3 separate regions of the Homo sapiens genome follow, and regions 1 and 2 are each linked to region 3. Evidence: chromatin contacts called from ENCODE Hi-C or POLR2A ChIA-PET data. All regions are on one chromosome and are shown on one strand. The core of a region is the stretch at or near the end of the contact, and the rest is flanking DNA. Distances in the headings are between cores, read along the strand shown. Region 1 holds the start of CPAP (centrosome assembly and centriole elongation protein). Region 2 holds the start of LINC00566 (long intergenic non-protein coding RNA 566). Region 3 holds the start of RNF6 (ring finger protein 6).

Evidence for each region. A loop is a pair of places that touch in the nucleus more often than their neighbours do. ChIA-PET counts read pairs that join two places held with the same protein, here RNA polymerase II (POLR2A). Pooled maps may share reads with other maps.
Region 1: a map of B cell shows a loop between it and region 3 (33-fold over the local background). The contact joins the promoter of CPAP here to the promoter of RNF6 in region 3. A Hi-C loop is called at or near these places in 3 of 168 maps with a recorded cell type or tissue (B cell, CD8-positive, alpha-beta T cell and ascending aorta), 1 of 37 single-sample maps with no recorded cell type and 12 of 50 pooled maps. POLR2A ChIA-PET finds 5 or more read pairs at or near these places in 1 of 52 experiments (OCI-LY7).
Region 2: POLR2A ChIA-PET joins it to region 3 with 12 read pairs in CD8-positive, alpha-beta memory T cell. The contact joins the promoter of LINC00566 here to the promoter of RNF6 in region 3. A Hi-C loop is called at or near these places in 1 of 168 maps with a recorded cell type or tissue (mammary epithelial cell). POLR2A ChIA-PET finds 5 or more read pairs at or near these places in 1 of 52 experiments (CD8-positive, alpha-beta memory T cell).

The regions. Positions count from the first base shown.
Region 1 is chr13:24,920,938-24,925,621 of GRCh38, reverse strand. CPAP (centrosome assembly and centriole elongation protein) reads left to right here and starts at 2,761. Exons shown (of 17, transcript NM_018451.5): 1 at 2,761-2,861. RefSeq lists enhancers at 1,814-2,715, 2,716-3,617.
Region 2 is chr13:24,329,535-24,334,503 of GRCh38, reverse strand. It overlaps LINC00566 (long intergenic non-protein coding RNA 566), which reads right to left and starts at 3,054. Exons shown (of 2, transcript NR_131903.1): 1 at 2,968-3,054. It also overlaps the pseudogene NUS1P3.
Region 3 is chr13:26,219,782-26,224,613 of GRCh38, reverse strand. It overlaps RNF6 (ring finger protein 6), which reads left to right and starts at 2,300. Exons shown (of 5, transcript NM_005977.4): 1 at 2,300-2,611; 2 at 3,284-3,366. RefSeq lists enhancers at 2,240-2,619, 1,765-2,646, 2,647-3,528 and a silencer at 3,070-3,119.

The sequences.
Region 1 (4,684 bases), core at 1,512-4,011, 1.3 Mb after region 3:
CCCCACTTTTTTTCTTTTTAAGAGTTGGCGGTTTCACTCTGTTGCCCTGGCTGTAGTCTCGTGGTGTGATCATAACCTTCAACTCCTGGGCTGAAGTGATCCTCCTGCCTCAGCCTCCCAAGTATGTAGGGCTACAGGTGCACACCATCATACCTGGCTAACGTTCAAACGTCTAGGCTCAAATTATCCGCTTCAGTCTCCCAAAGTGCTGGGATTACAGGTGTGAGCCACTGCACCTGACATGTCCTCTCTGGATAGAGTGGACACTTGCTACCATCAGACCAGCAATGAAAAGCTGTCAACTCTTTGTCACTCAGATCAACTTTGATTAAAAGAATTATTACCAGCCAAGCACAGTGGCTCATGCCTGTAATTCCAGCACTTTCAGAGGCCAAGGTGAGAGGACTGCTTGAGCCTACGAGTTAGAGACCAGCCTGGGCAACAGAGTGAGACCCCTGTCTCCAAAAAAATAAATAATGAAAAAGAATTATTTCCAAATAATTTGGGAATACAATAAGTATTATTCTGTGTCTGGCACAGCATTTGACAAGACCCACAGAGCTAGGCTTTGGTAGACAAGAGTTCACCAACAGTTAAATTCTTTATAAAGATGAAAACACCTCCTGTTCATTGACTTTTTACTATGTGGAGGTTTTTTGCTACTTTTTCATACATAGTCTTTCTTTTAATGTAATCTTCTTGACAGTCCTATGAAGGTCTCATTATTATCCACCCCTGTTTTGCAGATGAGAAGACTGGTTTCAGAAAAGTTGAGTGCTGAAGACTACAAAGCTGTTTGTAAGTTATCAAGCTAGGATTTGATCCCAGGTCTGCCTGATAAATCCTGGACTCTTAACCATGACATAGGAGTGCCCTCTTGACTCCTATGATGGCATAAAGAATTGTATCAGAACGGGTAATCTGGCATTAAAACCCCTGTGCCACAACCGTTAGTCTAATTTTTCTCTACAGCACCATCTGAAGATGCAACAAGGATAGGAACCACTGATAAGGTAGAACATTTTATTGTCTGGCAGAGTAGAAGATGGAAGTTCCTCCCCACTAGCCTTTCCACCTTGTAATGGATTTGAACCCTTGAAGCTTAGTGGGCAGTTTTGAGAATTACATGGGCTACAGGTGAAAACTTACACATTATAACCTTAATTTAACAGCCAGTTAAGACTTGAGTGTGGTAAAAGATTCATTTATTTATTCAATCAACAAACAATGTGGCACTACATACTATATTAAAATAAAAACATACGAATAAAATATAGGCACAAAAATAGAGGATATTGCGACTATCCTTAAAGATACACATTTTAGGAAGAATGATGAGACTTTTGGGCATGCTTTCAAGCCAAAGGGCTATCATAAATGAAAAGGAAGATTGTTTGGGTCCTTGTCTGGCATCTTAAGTAGCTGTGTGATCTCGGAAGTCTCGGGCTTTAGCTTCCTCACCCACAGTGAAAATTAAAAAGAAAAATTGGGCCGGGCGCGGTGGCTCACGCCTGTAATTCCAGCACTTTGGGAGGCCGAGGCGGGCGGATCACGAGGTCAGAAGATCAAGACCATCCTGGCTAACACGGTGAAACCCCTTCTCTACTAAAAATAAAAATAAAAAAATTAGCCAGGCGTGGTGGCGGGCGCCTGTAATCCCAGCTACTCGGGAGGCTGAGGCAGGAGAATGGCGTGAACCCGGCAGGCAGAGCTTGCAGTGAGCGGAGATCGCGCCATTGTACTCCAGCCTGGGCAACAGAGCGAGACTCCATCTCAAAAAATAAAAATTAAAAAAAGAAAAGAAAAATTGAAAAAAGAAGCAAAACCGAAATCTTGATTTAGAGAAGTAGACTCTTTTTGAAGTAGAAAGCAAAACAAATTTTGGAGGACCAAATTTCTGTGAAATAGTTTTGTCTTTAGCAGTCGTTTGTTTCAGTTATAACGGTTATAAATGGCACTTCATTTGATTTCTTTAAACATTTTACTTGGCCTGCTGTTTAATCAGACATGGAAGCCAGGTATGTAGTACTGTGGTAACTCACGGTGCTGTAACTTCCTAGATTAAAGGGCCGTGGCAGTTAAAACGAAACAAAACAAAAAAATTTCTTGAATTCTGCACTGTCAGTATTCAAACTAGTTTCAGAATCTAATGGACACACTCTGCCAAACCACCGATTAGCCATTTGAGGAGAGATGAAAGATGCCTATTTTTGGAGTGAATTCTCATAGGGTTATTTTCGTCTTACGAAATGGTGTAGCGGACTGCCCTTTTTCTCCTTTACTAAGTCACCTCAGCCAAAGCGGAAAACAAAGAAAAAAACCAAACCAAACCAAAAAAACGACAAAATAGACCGTACGCAAATAGAAAAAAAAAAAACAAAACCCAAAACACCTCCTTTAAGCGTCGGTTGGGCTCTATGTTAGCTTTGACTCTCCGTGCTCCCTGCTTTGCTGGGAACACGGAGATCCATCGCTCCGTTAGGCGTTCCCTTTAGTTTTCTAAGTGTGGGAGCCTGGGGCGACGTCCACCACGGAAGGTCTCTCCCGGAAACGGTTTTCCGCCCCGCCACGCCGCCCGCCTACGTCGACCACTGGCCCGCTGCTGGTCGGAAGGCGGCGCGCAGTCCATCCCCCGCCGGGCAACGCCCGTCGCTGTGGCGTCACTGGGAGTTGTAGTTTCACTGGGCTCAGCGGTGCCTGCGCTTTAGCGCAGACGCGCGGGTGAGATCCTCACTTCCCACAGGACCTCGGGACGGGGGCGGGGCTCCGACAGAGGCGGCGATTGTGGCGGCCCATTTGTAAATGCTGCGGAGATTGAGGTGTCGGTTCGTGCTGCTGAGCTGCCCAGGCTTCACGGAGCGGTAATTTGTGGGCGAAAAGAGCGGAGGAGCTCTTTGTCCGCCGCCCTGCGCCGGAGATGGACGGCGGTGGGCGGGCAGGACTCTGCTCGGACCTCGGGGTTGGCTCGGCGGGGCGAGGAGGGAGCGGGGCGCCGGGACGCGCTCAGGCCCACGGGCGCGCTGAGGCCCACGGCAGTTCAGTGGCTTCGTTCATTCGCGCTGCTTTGTTCTTCGCAGAGCTGGGGAAGCCGGCCTCTCTGGGGTGTCTGTCTCTCTGACCTGGCTGTGGCGGAACTTGAGTTCCTGTGGGCAGCGCGGCAGCCGCAGTCCGCTGGAGCAGGGTGGTGAAGTAGCGTTGCTGGCTGTCCTAAGGGCCGGTCTTGCCCCAGCTTTGTCAAGGGCTTCTCTCTTGAAGCTTCGTGTGGATTCATGGCTTTCAAGAACGTGTTGTATTTTAGGGGACTGCTAAATCACTTCCCAGACCAACTAGTTACTTCTCACGGTCTAAGAGTGGCTTTGAATTTGCTGTTTGTATCCACTCTCCTCCCTCACCGTGCAGAGAATTTATCTTTTTTTCAATACTGCTTTAAAGAATGTTTACATAGCACTTTCTGGAGATTTCAAGGCTGTCAGTTTGTTACATTTTTTAAAAGTTTTATTGAGGTATAATTGCTATACAATAAAAATGGCACATGTTTAAATGCATTCCATTTGATGAGTTTGACATACACGTGCACCCGTGTCCTTCAGATTTTGATATCTGTAAAGTCTGAGTCCACATACTAATCCTATCTCGGCATATATATTATCAATGCTCCCTTTACCAAGACCTCAGTATCAATAATAAGTAGCAGGTTCTGGTGACGCTTTTTTTATACTTCATGCTGACATTAAATATATTTTTAGAATCGCGGTCATGAAATTGAAGGTATAGAAGGTGTGTTTGGTGGGGAGTTGGAGGAGGAGATGCAAAAGTCTGGCTGCTGCATCCCAAGACTGCTTGCACTTGTCAGTCTAGTAGGGAATTTTTCTAGTTTTCCATATTATGAAATGACCTTGTAGTTTGTCTCCCTTCTGAATTTGGATTTCGAAAGATTTTCTGCTAAGGTCATTGAAATTAAGCAAAGTTACGTGGTTGATTTTGAAAAAAAAAAAGTCATTACTTTTTTAGATTGGTTTCCTACTGAAAAACAATTTGCTTAGAAAAAGTTTTTACAAATTATTCAGGAATAACAGATATCCAGTAAAGTGCGCTAATCTTAAGTGTACAGCCTAAGTGTATCCACCCCCTGTATTAACCTTCCCAGTTGTTGAAGTCAAAAATTTGGAGATGAATCTCTTAAGTTTAACGTTTTATTTGGGAAGAAAGAATGGCGGTTCCAGGCGTACAGACCAGGTGGTCTTCAGTATGTCCAAAGAACAAAGAGAAAGCTGGAGGTTTTATAAAAAAGAGAATTGTTATATCTGTCGCTCTTCGAGAAAGTTCATTGGTTCTCCTAAGGTTCTGGGGAGGCAGCAGGTCCTACCGAGTGGGCCATGGTGGAGGGCAAAATTAGTCCTACAATTGCAGCAAGTTACCTCAGCATCTATAGATCAAATTGGTCTCGGGTTACAACCGGCAGTTTCAGCATACTGACTTATAGAGAATTCCATTCTTGGAGCAAAGTTGTGTGTCCTGAGTGCCTTTCCCTCTTGACTTCTTGATTGTTTAGTTGGCTATAAGAATGACTCAATTTGTATGATCAACTTTCACACAGACAGGACAACTCCCATTTTCCTGGATAACGACCAATATGCCATTTATAACTATGGGTTTATTTTGCCTGTTCTTCAGCTTCATATAC
Region 2 (4,969 bases), core at 1,805-4,304, 1.9 Mb after region 3:
TCAGTTTCATTGTTTTATTTACCCATCCCTGAACCATATCACACTCTCTTAAGACTTGTAGCTCTATAAAACAAGTTGTGATATCTGTTATCTCTCTCGCCTTTATATTTAGGTATGTCTTGGCTATTTTTGGCTCATTGCTCTTGTATGTTAATTTTGTAAATCAGCATGAAAAACACATTTTGGGAAAAGATTTTGGAAATACATTTTATCTTTAGATCAATGTAATGATAGTTTTCATCATTATTGAGTCTCTCCATTCATGAATATGGCATATTTCTCCATTCACTTAGGTCTTCTTTCATGCCTTCCAAGAAAGTTTACCCATTTCCTCCTATTAGAAACATCTTGCACATTATTATTACATGTATCTCTAGGAACCTTGTGGGATTTTTCACTGTTAATGGAATCTTATATACTTATCTAATTTTTGCTAGTAATTTTTATGCTGAATTTATATCCTGCAATTCATTGAACTCCCTAGTTAATTCTAATAGCTGTCTCTAGATTATCTTGAATTTCCTCTTCAAAAATATTCTGCACATAATAATAGCTTAGTTTTTTTTACTTCTTAGACCCTATAACAGATTTCTTTTCTTCCCACAATGTGCTCCTAGGGTCTCTAGCACAATGAGGCATAAAAATAGAGCTGATTTTAGAGTAGCACTGAATTTTACAATGAAAGATAATACTTTCTATATGATTTAATCTTCTTTATCAGGATAAGGAAATTCTCTCGTATTCTTAGGTTAAGAGGTTGTTGTTCTCCTTAAATCATAAGTTAGTGTTTATCTTCTATAAGGTTTTAGTTCAGTAGTATTTTTTTACCTGCATTATTAGTTATTATTATTATTATTTTACACACTCAGTGCTCCTTCAGATTTACCTGTATTATCTTGCATTTTCTTTGCTCACCCGAGCTTCATGTATCTTATTCCATCTTCCCAGGTTCAATTTACTTTTGGTCAAAGTGTACCTCTTAGTGGGCTGTTGTGTGTAGGTCTTCAGTGGGACACTCTCTCAGGATGCTTTGGTTCTGAAAGTCTTCATTTCATCCATTCTGTCAGTTCTCTTTTCACTATATTGATTGTTTCCTTTGGTATGCTGAAGCGTTTTACTTTTATGTAATCCCATTTGTTTATTTTTGCTTTTGTTGCCTGTGCTTTAAGGTCTTATTCATAAAATCTTTTCCAAGACCAATGTCGTAAAGCATTTTCTCTGTGTTTTCTTCTAGTAGTTCTTATAGTTTCAGGTTTTATATTTAAGTCTTTGATCCATTTTGAGTTAACTTTCGCATAGGGTGAGAGATACTTGCAAACTATTCATCCAACAAGGGATTCATATCTAGAATATACAAGGAATTCAAACATCTCAACAGCAAAAAAAAAAAAAAAAAAAAAAAAAAAATTAAAAATGGGCAAATGATTCAAACAGATAGTTCTCAGAAGGACATGCAAATGACTAACAAATATATGGAAAAAGTTCAGTATCACTAATCATCAGATAAATGCAAATCAAAACCACAGTGAGGTATCATCTCACTTCAGTTAGAATGGCTATTGTCAAAAATACAAAAAAATAATAAATGCTGGTGAGAAGGTGGAGAAAAGGGAATTCTTACACACTATTGGTGGGAATGTAAACTAGTACAGCCACTATAGAAAACAGTATAGAGTTTCCTCAAAAAAACAAAAATGGAACTAGCATATGATCTAGCAGTCCCACTACTGGGTAAAGAGCCAAAGGAAAGAAAATTAGTACATCCAAGAGTTGTGCACACTCCCTGTCCATTGCAGCACTATTCACAATAGCCAAGCTATGGAGTCAACCCAAGTGTCCATCAACAGATGAATGGCTAAAGAAAACGTGATTTTATACACACACACACACACACACACACACACACATATTATGGAATATTATTCAGCAATAAAAAAGAATGAAGTCTTGTCCTCCACGAAAACATGGATGAGTCTGGAGGACATGGTGTTAAGTGAAATGAGCCAGGAACAGGAAGTTAAACATGTTCTCACTCATATGTAAAAGCTAAAATAGTTGATCTCACAGAAGTAAAGAGTAGAACCCAGGTTATTAGAGGGTGGAAAGGGAAGGGGGATATAGGGAGAGATTTGTTAAAGGACACAACATTACAGTTAGGAGGAATAAGTTCTAATGTTTTATAGCACTGTAGGATGATTATAGTCAAGCATGTATATTTTCAAATAGCTAAAAGAGGATATTGAATTCTCCCAACACAAAAAATGATCAATATTTCAGATGACAGATATGCTAATATCCTTGATCTGATGACTATACATTGTATGTATAGGAACATCACTGTGTATCCCATAAATATGTATGGTATTTGTGGAATTTTTAAAAATAAATAATTTTTTATAGTCAATGAAAAGAGTATATTCTTTTATTGGTTTTTGTTCATACATGTTAAGTTTCAACTTTCAATAATAAAATTCAATAAATTTGATTCCTTAATCATAAAAACTTGCTTTACACATTATTTACATGTTGTTAAAGTCCATACAAAACATCACAAGGATTTGATTGACTCTGTGCATGGCACCATCACAAAGAAGGAGGAGGGAGCTAATCCAGTAACATACATTCAAAGATTAAATTGTAGATATGCACAGTGTATTTGGCACTGTTCATTAATATTATAACACCTTCCTCTCAAAGACAGGCATTCTTAAGCGTTAGTCACAATATACCAGAATTTGCTATTCACATTAAAACCACCTTTTAAACTTTATAACAGTAATCAATTATTATTGTTTTAAGAAACAAAACACAATGAGAACTGGGAATGGAATTCAAATCCTCCAACTTCTTGCTATGCTCCAAGCTGCCATCCATAAAACAGGTTTAATTTGGTAACTTTTCCACTGAGGGGAGTGTCAACAAGAAACAACTTAAAGACAATATTTTCCAATACAAATAAAGACATACACTTTTGTTTAAAATGAACAGTTCTTCTTGGGAGTGCAAAGGGAGCCTTGATGACGTACAGCTTGTGATGATTTTGGCAGCAATTATAGAACAACCAATGCCATTCAAGTTATGGAGATTGTACTAGCAGGTGAACTCATAAAGAGAAGATTCTGGAATGCCTATATCTGAAATCAGAATCCTGGTAGTTTGTAGTTTGCCTCTTCCTAGAAGTTCAAGAGACTCAAGTCATAGGCTACAGATGTACTTTCAAGTATATACTTATAAATGGAAGGAGAAAATAAAAGCAAAAAAATGCAAATATTAAACCTTTAGTGGCTTGGACTATATTCCAGTAGGTAATTTATTCCACTAACTTCACTTTAACAAAGATTAAATCCCTTCATTTTAATCAGGTCCATTAAATTTCATTCATTAAAGCTATACATACTCCAGAATGTTTATAAGACATTTACACCGATCATGTTTACAAAAAGCATAAATTCAGTCTTAAGCTGCACTACAAATGCCTCAATATAACATAATCACAGTATAAGGAAACAAATCAGAAATTCTCTGATTAGATATGCTGTAGCTTTACAGAAAAATCTCAGTAATAAAACAAAAAGACTTACAATGTATAATAGGCTATGCAGTGCAAAGTAATGTCACTGGACCAAAATTTAGTTCAATCATTTTTATTTCAAGTGTATTTAAAAAATCATAAATGGGGTTTCATAATCTAAAGTTGAAACATTTATTCTTCATAGCTTCAGAATTTGACAAGCAATTGTAGACCATGCTTTCCAAATCCAGTCTTCTTTGCTATTTTTCAAACTTCCGAGATCTAGTATTAAACTCCTCCATTCTAAATGTACAGTTTTAGATAACTATTGTACACTTGTTGATAAGAGTTTTCTGAAAACAGTCTATCAAATATAAATAATGGTTTCTATCTAAGAATCAGCAGTGAGGAAAGAAATATTAAACACCAGTCAAGAAATCAATTATTCATTTTAAAAATAACAGAACCAGTGCTGCTCTCTGTCATAAAAGAGAACATGTAAAATTTATTTTTATAGGCTTTGGCAATATTTTATTCCCCACAGAGGCCTTCAATCCTACTTAAAGATATTTTACACACGGTAACCATCAGGTTTACTGAGTAAAAATCTCAGGTATTAACCATGCCCCTAAAATGTGCAGTTCCAAAGAGGAACAGGTTACTTTTGAGGAAAAAAAGTTGCCGTGGTAACTTCCCTCAAATGTTTATTTTAAATAAAAATAGTTGATGGGAATATTTTTTAAACCAAGTTTGGGTATAATATGGCATACTGCCCATCAAACAAAAAAGGAAATCAAAACTTTTTTTCCACTTATCATGAGTTTTTGACCTTTACTTTTAAGATTACAACTTATTGACCTTTTATGCTTGTTTGGTTTGTTTTCTGACTGCCTAATCCAATATTTATTTATTTATTTATTTATTTATTTTGAGAGGGAGTCTCATTCTGTCGCCCAGGCTGGAGTGCAGTGGCGCCATCTTGGCTCACTGCAAGCTCCGCCTCCTGGGTTCACGCCATTCTCCTGCCTAAGCCTCCCAAGTAGCTGGGACTACAGGCGCCCGCCACCAAGCCAGGCTAATTTTTTGAATTTTAAGTAGAGACCAGGTTTCACCGTGTTAGCCAGGATGGTCTCGATCTCCTGACCTCGTGATCCGCCTGCCTCGGCCTCCCAAGTGCTGGGATTACAGGCGTGAGCCACCGCGCCAGGCCGCATATTTAAATTTTTTAAAGTCTGCATTTCAATGTAGTAAGAGTTGTTTTTCAAATAATCTTCATAAGCCAGAATACAGACACCAGAGCAACACTCTCAAGTCACACTGTTTGACTATAATGAAGAGATGAAAATGGGCGGATATCTGAAGATAGGTATTCCCTCTGCTCTGAAGGTGAGCAAGCTTTTAACATGTGAGCAACACAGAACTCCTTTCCTCTGGAGCTCCTTTCAACTCAGAATGCTT
Region 3 (4,832 bases), core at 1,051-3,550:
AATTGTAATTAAGGCTGTCGTTTTATGAAGCCAAAATCTTTTAAACATGACAAGTACATAATTTACCAGATATACAGAGAATCCTTTTAATGTTATGGTTTTAATTATTTTAGATCTTTGTATTCCTAATTGTAAAAAGTCCAGGAGTTACATGAGGCATACACACTACAAAGGCCAGGTACCAATCCAATAAACAGAAATTAATTAGACCAGAGACCTTGGCAGGTTCTGAGACCTGGAGTAGATATCCAGAATGATTCATCTGTCTGTTCCAGCTGTTGTATCTAAGCCCCTCTTTGTAGTCATTTTGTCTTGGACTACAAAAACTGAAGCAAGGTGTTGGATTCAAGTTACATACATTACCTGATTCTCTACTCACAAAAACCTGCAACTTCCTACCTGGTAAATCACTTGATTGGATTTTTATTTAGACATTTTTATAATAGTTTTTTTTTTATTCTTAGGGTATATAATAGGAAATAGGAAAAATAGGAAGAGACACATATGTCTTTTCCACTCAACATGTAAAAAGTATTTGCACTTGGATTATTGCATTTGATTGCACTCTCCAAAATTCACAGATATTAAAAATGATTTCTACTTGTTATTTTCTATGATGTGTGTTCACAATATCTGAAGTCGTTGTACTGTGTGCATTAATCCCGTTTGCCAAAAGATTGCATTTTTCTCTGCTCATCTATGCAGTAGGCTGAGGAGAATGTTCTGCCAAGTGCTGTGCTAAGTTCTGGGATTACAAAAATGAATTAGACCATTTGATCACACTTAAGCAGTTCAGACTCTAGGTAGTAAAGACCTAAAAACAGAAAATCATCTTAAGTATTTGCTCAATGGCTCTTTTTCCATGGGAAAAGAGGGCAAGGACTTCATTCTATGAGGACATGACTGTCTGATTCACGGCTGTCATCACCAGCACCTAATACATAGTCACACTCACTATTTGTTAAATACATGAATACATGCTAAAATAGGGTTTTATATATAGAGGGAGTATGGGAGCCCCCAAAAGGGACATTTGCTTAGTTTTATGTGTAAATATCGGGCTGGAGGGTGAGGTAAGGGTGTTATTTCAGAGGTATCAGGAAAAATTCCTTAAAGATGAGAACTGAGCTGAGTTTTGGGAGACAGAGGAAATTAGGTAAAAGTGGAGTTGGGGGTTGCTTAGGAGTTCCCATATCTTGTGGCGGAACTTCAAGCAGTTTCGGAGTGCCAAGACAACAGCCTGTAAATGTAAGCAGAAGAAAGATCTGGAAGGGCTTTCTAGGCTGTTTTATATATTTCCATTTTAGTATCCATATCCATATGCTTATTTTAAACACTTGTCCATAGATCCTTACTACACTGGTAGCTCATTGATGCTAAGGACTGCATGTAGCTTGTTATCCAGGTGCCCAGCATAATAATGGGGATATGGTAGTTCCTCAAAAGTTAATGCAGAAATGAAAGAACAAACGGAAGAATAACAAGTAACGGCATTGTGAGCACTCTCCAGTGATGAAGTCATCAGATGGTAGGGATGTCAGGAAAGGGGACTATACCAGGTTAGACAGAGACCTACTCAGCATCTTAACTAACGGTGAGGTAAGTTTAGTAAGCCTCACATCTCAGAAATAAAATCAGAGGGAGGAATGTTGGGAGTTTCAAACTGCTTTCCTAGCGGGAAGGTGAAAAAACACAAAATATAGTGGGGTGCGGTGCCTCATGCCTGTAATCCCATTTTGCTGAGGTGAGAGGATTGCTTGAGGCCGAGTACGAAACCAGCCTGGGCAACATAGCGAGACCCCCGTCTCTACAAAAGAAAAAATGTGAAATTAATGGCAAGCGCCTGTAGTTCCAGCTACTGGGATGAGGAGGGAGGATCGCTGGAGGCTGCAGTGAGCTACGATCGCTCTAGCCTGGGCGACAGGATGAGACCTTGTCTCAAATAGAGATAGACAGACAGACAGACTTCAGAATTTATTAGGGTTTGTAATTTCCAGGTTCCAAAGCACAGCAAGGGAAAGGGCCTGGCTGGGTAGTACGTTACACCCGGAAGTAAAGAGACGCATACACCGTTGGGTGCACTTTATAGTCTGGCTGGCAAACGAGCGACACCGACGCGCAGAGTTAAGTGCTGGGACTTCCCAAGCCTGGAAAGCAGACCGTGTCTCTGCAACTACGCGGCTGCCACGAGCGCTGAGCGGCCGGGCATTTGGCCTCGAGGAGGAGGCACTGTAAGGGCGGCGCAAGAGGGCGGAACGCGGGACGCCAGGCACCCTAGCTCCCGACGGACGCAGTTTTCAGTTGCACGGGCGAGCTCCGGGCCGGCTGCGGAGCGACTCCCCGCCGCCAAGTGGGCGGCGTGGCTGTCGGGAAAGAAGGGCTGGGGCCTGCCGTTCTTCCTCCCGAGTATCCCCTCCAGCTGGACGACCCCACGCTGCAGCACGGGCTTCCGGCTTCTCTCCTCAGTGGCCAATTCGAGGGCACAGCGGGCTCCGGAGGCGCGGCGGCAAGCCTATCCCGCCTCCCAACCACAGCCTCCAGCACCCGAGAGAACGGCCGCCCACAGCACACGTTCTCCGGACAGGAGGGCGAAGGCCCAAGACCTGGAGAGGTGGGCTCGAGGGAAAGATCTGGGTCCCACCACTACTTCCTGGAGACGCCGGGGAAAGCAGGCCATCCTTCGAGCCACCCATCTCTTCTCCGATTGGTTAACTGCCTTCTTATTGCGCTCCGCTGGCTGGTGATTGGTTGGGATGCACCGTCTATCACCTGCTTCCTTGTGAGAATCTAGGTCTCTAAGGGAAGCGTTACTTGAGGCTCGGTTGGGAAGAGGTTGGTTGGGCCTCTTGAGCCCACTTTATTTATCGTAGTGGGGATCGTCCCCCGGCGCGAGCTTCCGTCGCAACGGCCGGGAAAGAAACCAGTAGCGGGACGGAGGGCGGGGGTGGCAAGAAAGTCAAGGTTTAGAAGTAAGCCGGAGACGCCTAACCCTGGTAACATCCGAATGGGAACGGGATAGGAAGGAAGGCCTTTGAGAGAGGAGGCGTAAACCCAGGAACAGTGACAGTGTAGGACGAAAGGCCTAAGTTTGTTGCGGAAGGTAGGGGCCTTGCGGGAGGTTTTCGTGACCTAATTGTATGGGGATCTAATTTTCTAGATGTGTCTAACAAAATCCACTGGAGAATTTGCTTTGGCTTTGCAGCAGAGTGGGGAGACTACCACCCGTTCCTGGCCTTTAAAGAAACAGTTTATTGAATTATTCAACTCTCTTTTATTGCTTCAGATGGGCAGCTCTCAAAAAAGGCACAAACAATTGAAGGATGGATACCATGGCATATGTTAAAAGCGTGTTGAAAGGAAAATAAGGTATTCGCTTTGTTTTCATTGTGATTAACTGTATAAGAAAATTACCTTTAAGGAGAAGCTCAAGTTTTAAATAATATTAGGGTAACTTGATTTTATGATAGGCTTCAACTTGTAAAATTATTTATTACAAAAATCCTATTATTGCTGTACCTACGAAATATGCTCTTTGCTAATTATGGTCTTAATCTGAAGATAGAGATCTTGAGTTTTTAGTAGTGTTAATTCATATTTGAGTGGATAATGTTACTAGGTCATTTGTTCAAAATGACATAATAAAATAACCACAGTGAAAAAAATCCTTGAATTTGTAATTTAGTGTTACAGGTGAAATTGAATAGTTGCTTACTCCAACAGTATTTTAGACTTGTAGGCTAATTTCACCTTATATTTAAAGCAGCTTGCTTATTAAATACCTAGTGTATTTCGAGAGGCAGAGTTGCACAGTTGCTTCACTGGTAGCCTAGCCATTTGAGCCTCCAGCCTCTACTGAGTCAGGTGCTGTATTACTCATACCCTTTAGTGACATGCCAGAAATTGTCGAGGAATAGTTTATTTCATCTGCAGAACACCCAAATTAGCTCTTAACAGCAGACCTGGTCCTACCCTGGAAAACTCTAATCAAGGATTGGGGATGAGATTTGGGCATCTAGATTTTTAAAAATACCCTTAAGTGAGTTTGAGAACCATTGCTTTAGTGTGACTTACTGAATAGATGTATTTAAGAAATTCTAAAATATTTGTGAAACAAACATCTTTCTCTCTTGATTTCCATGTAATTTAAAAGTGAGCTTCTCAGGAGTGACACTTAAATATAATCCAAAAATAGTGGTTTCTTAGGCAAAGTCAGGAAGTTTCACTGGCATTCTGAAACTCCTGGGACTAACCATTCCAGGCTTAAGGATGAGGCTTGATATGGGGTGATACAAAGTGCTCTGATGCACTTTCACAATCCTTGAGCCATACATGATGTCTTGTTTCCTGTTGGGTTTCAAAGTCTTCCTGGTAAGCTTTAATAAGAGACCACCTTCCAGTTTGTTCAGTAGATATTAATTAGGCTAAATGATTTTCACCTCATCAAAGTGCAGTGGGGGATAATATTACATTCATGAGCCTTATTTTGGAAAGAATACCTTGCTGAAAACAAATGTAAATTATATCATCCCAGTATCCCTTTGCTCATTAAGTGAAGAATGTGCATAATTCAAGCCTAAAATTTGTAATTAATGTGAAGTACCCAGATCCTGAAACATAAATGAGGACTTCTGGATCAACTTTTCCAGATCGTCAACATGGTCAAAAATGAGATAATCACTATGGTATTCAGGCATGAGCATTGTGTGGTAAACCCAAATCCAGTCTGACTTAATGGCTTTAGGCAAAGAAGTAAGTGCCAATTGTGTTGTATTTCCTAGAAGCTGTTTTTCATTTTATATGTAAGCTTCTCACTGCAAGATTTGGCAAATACA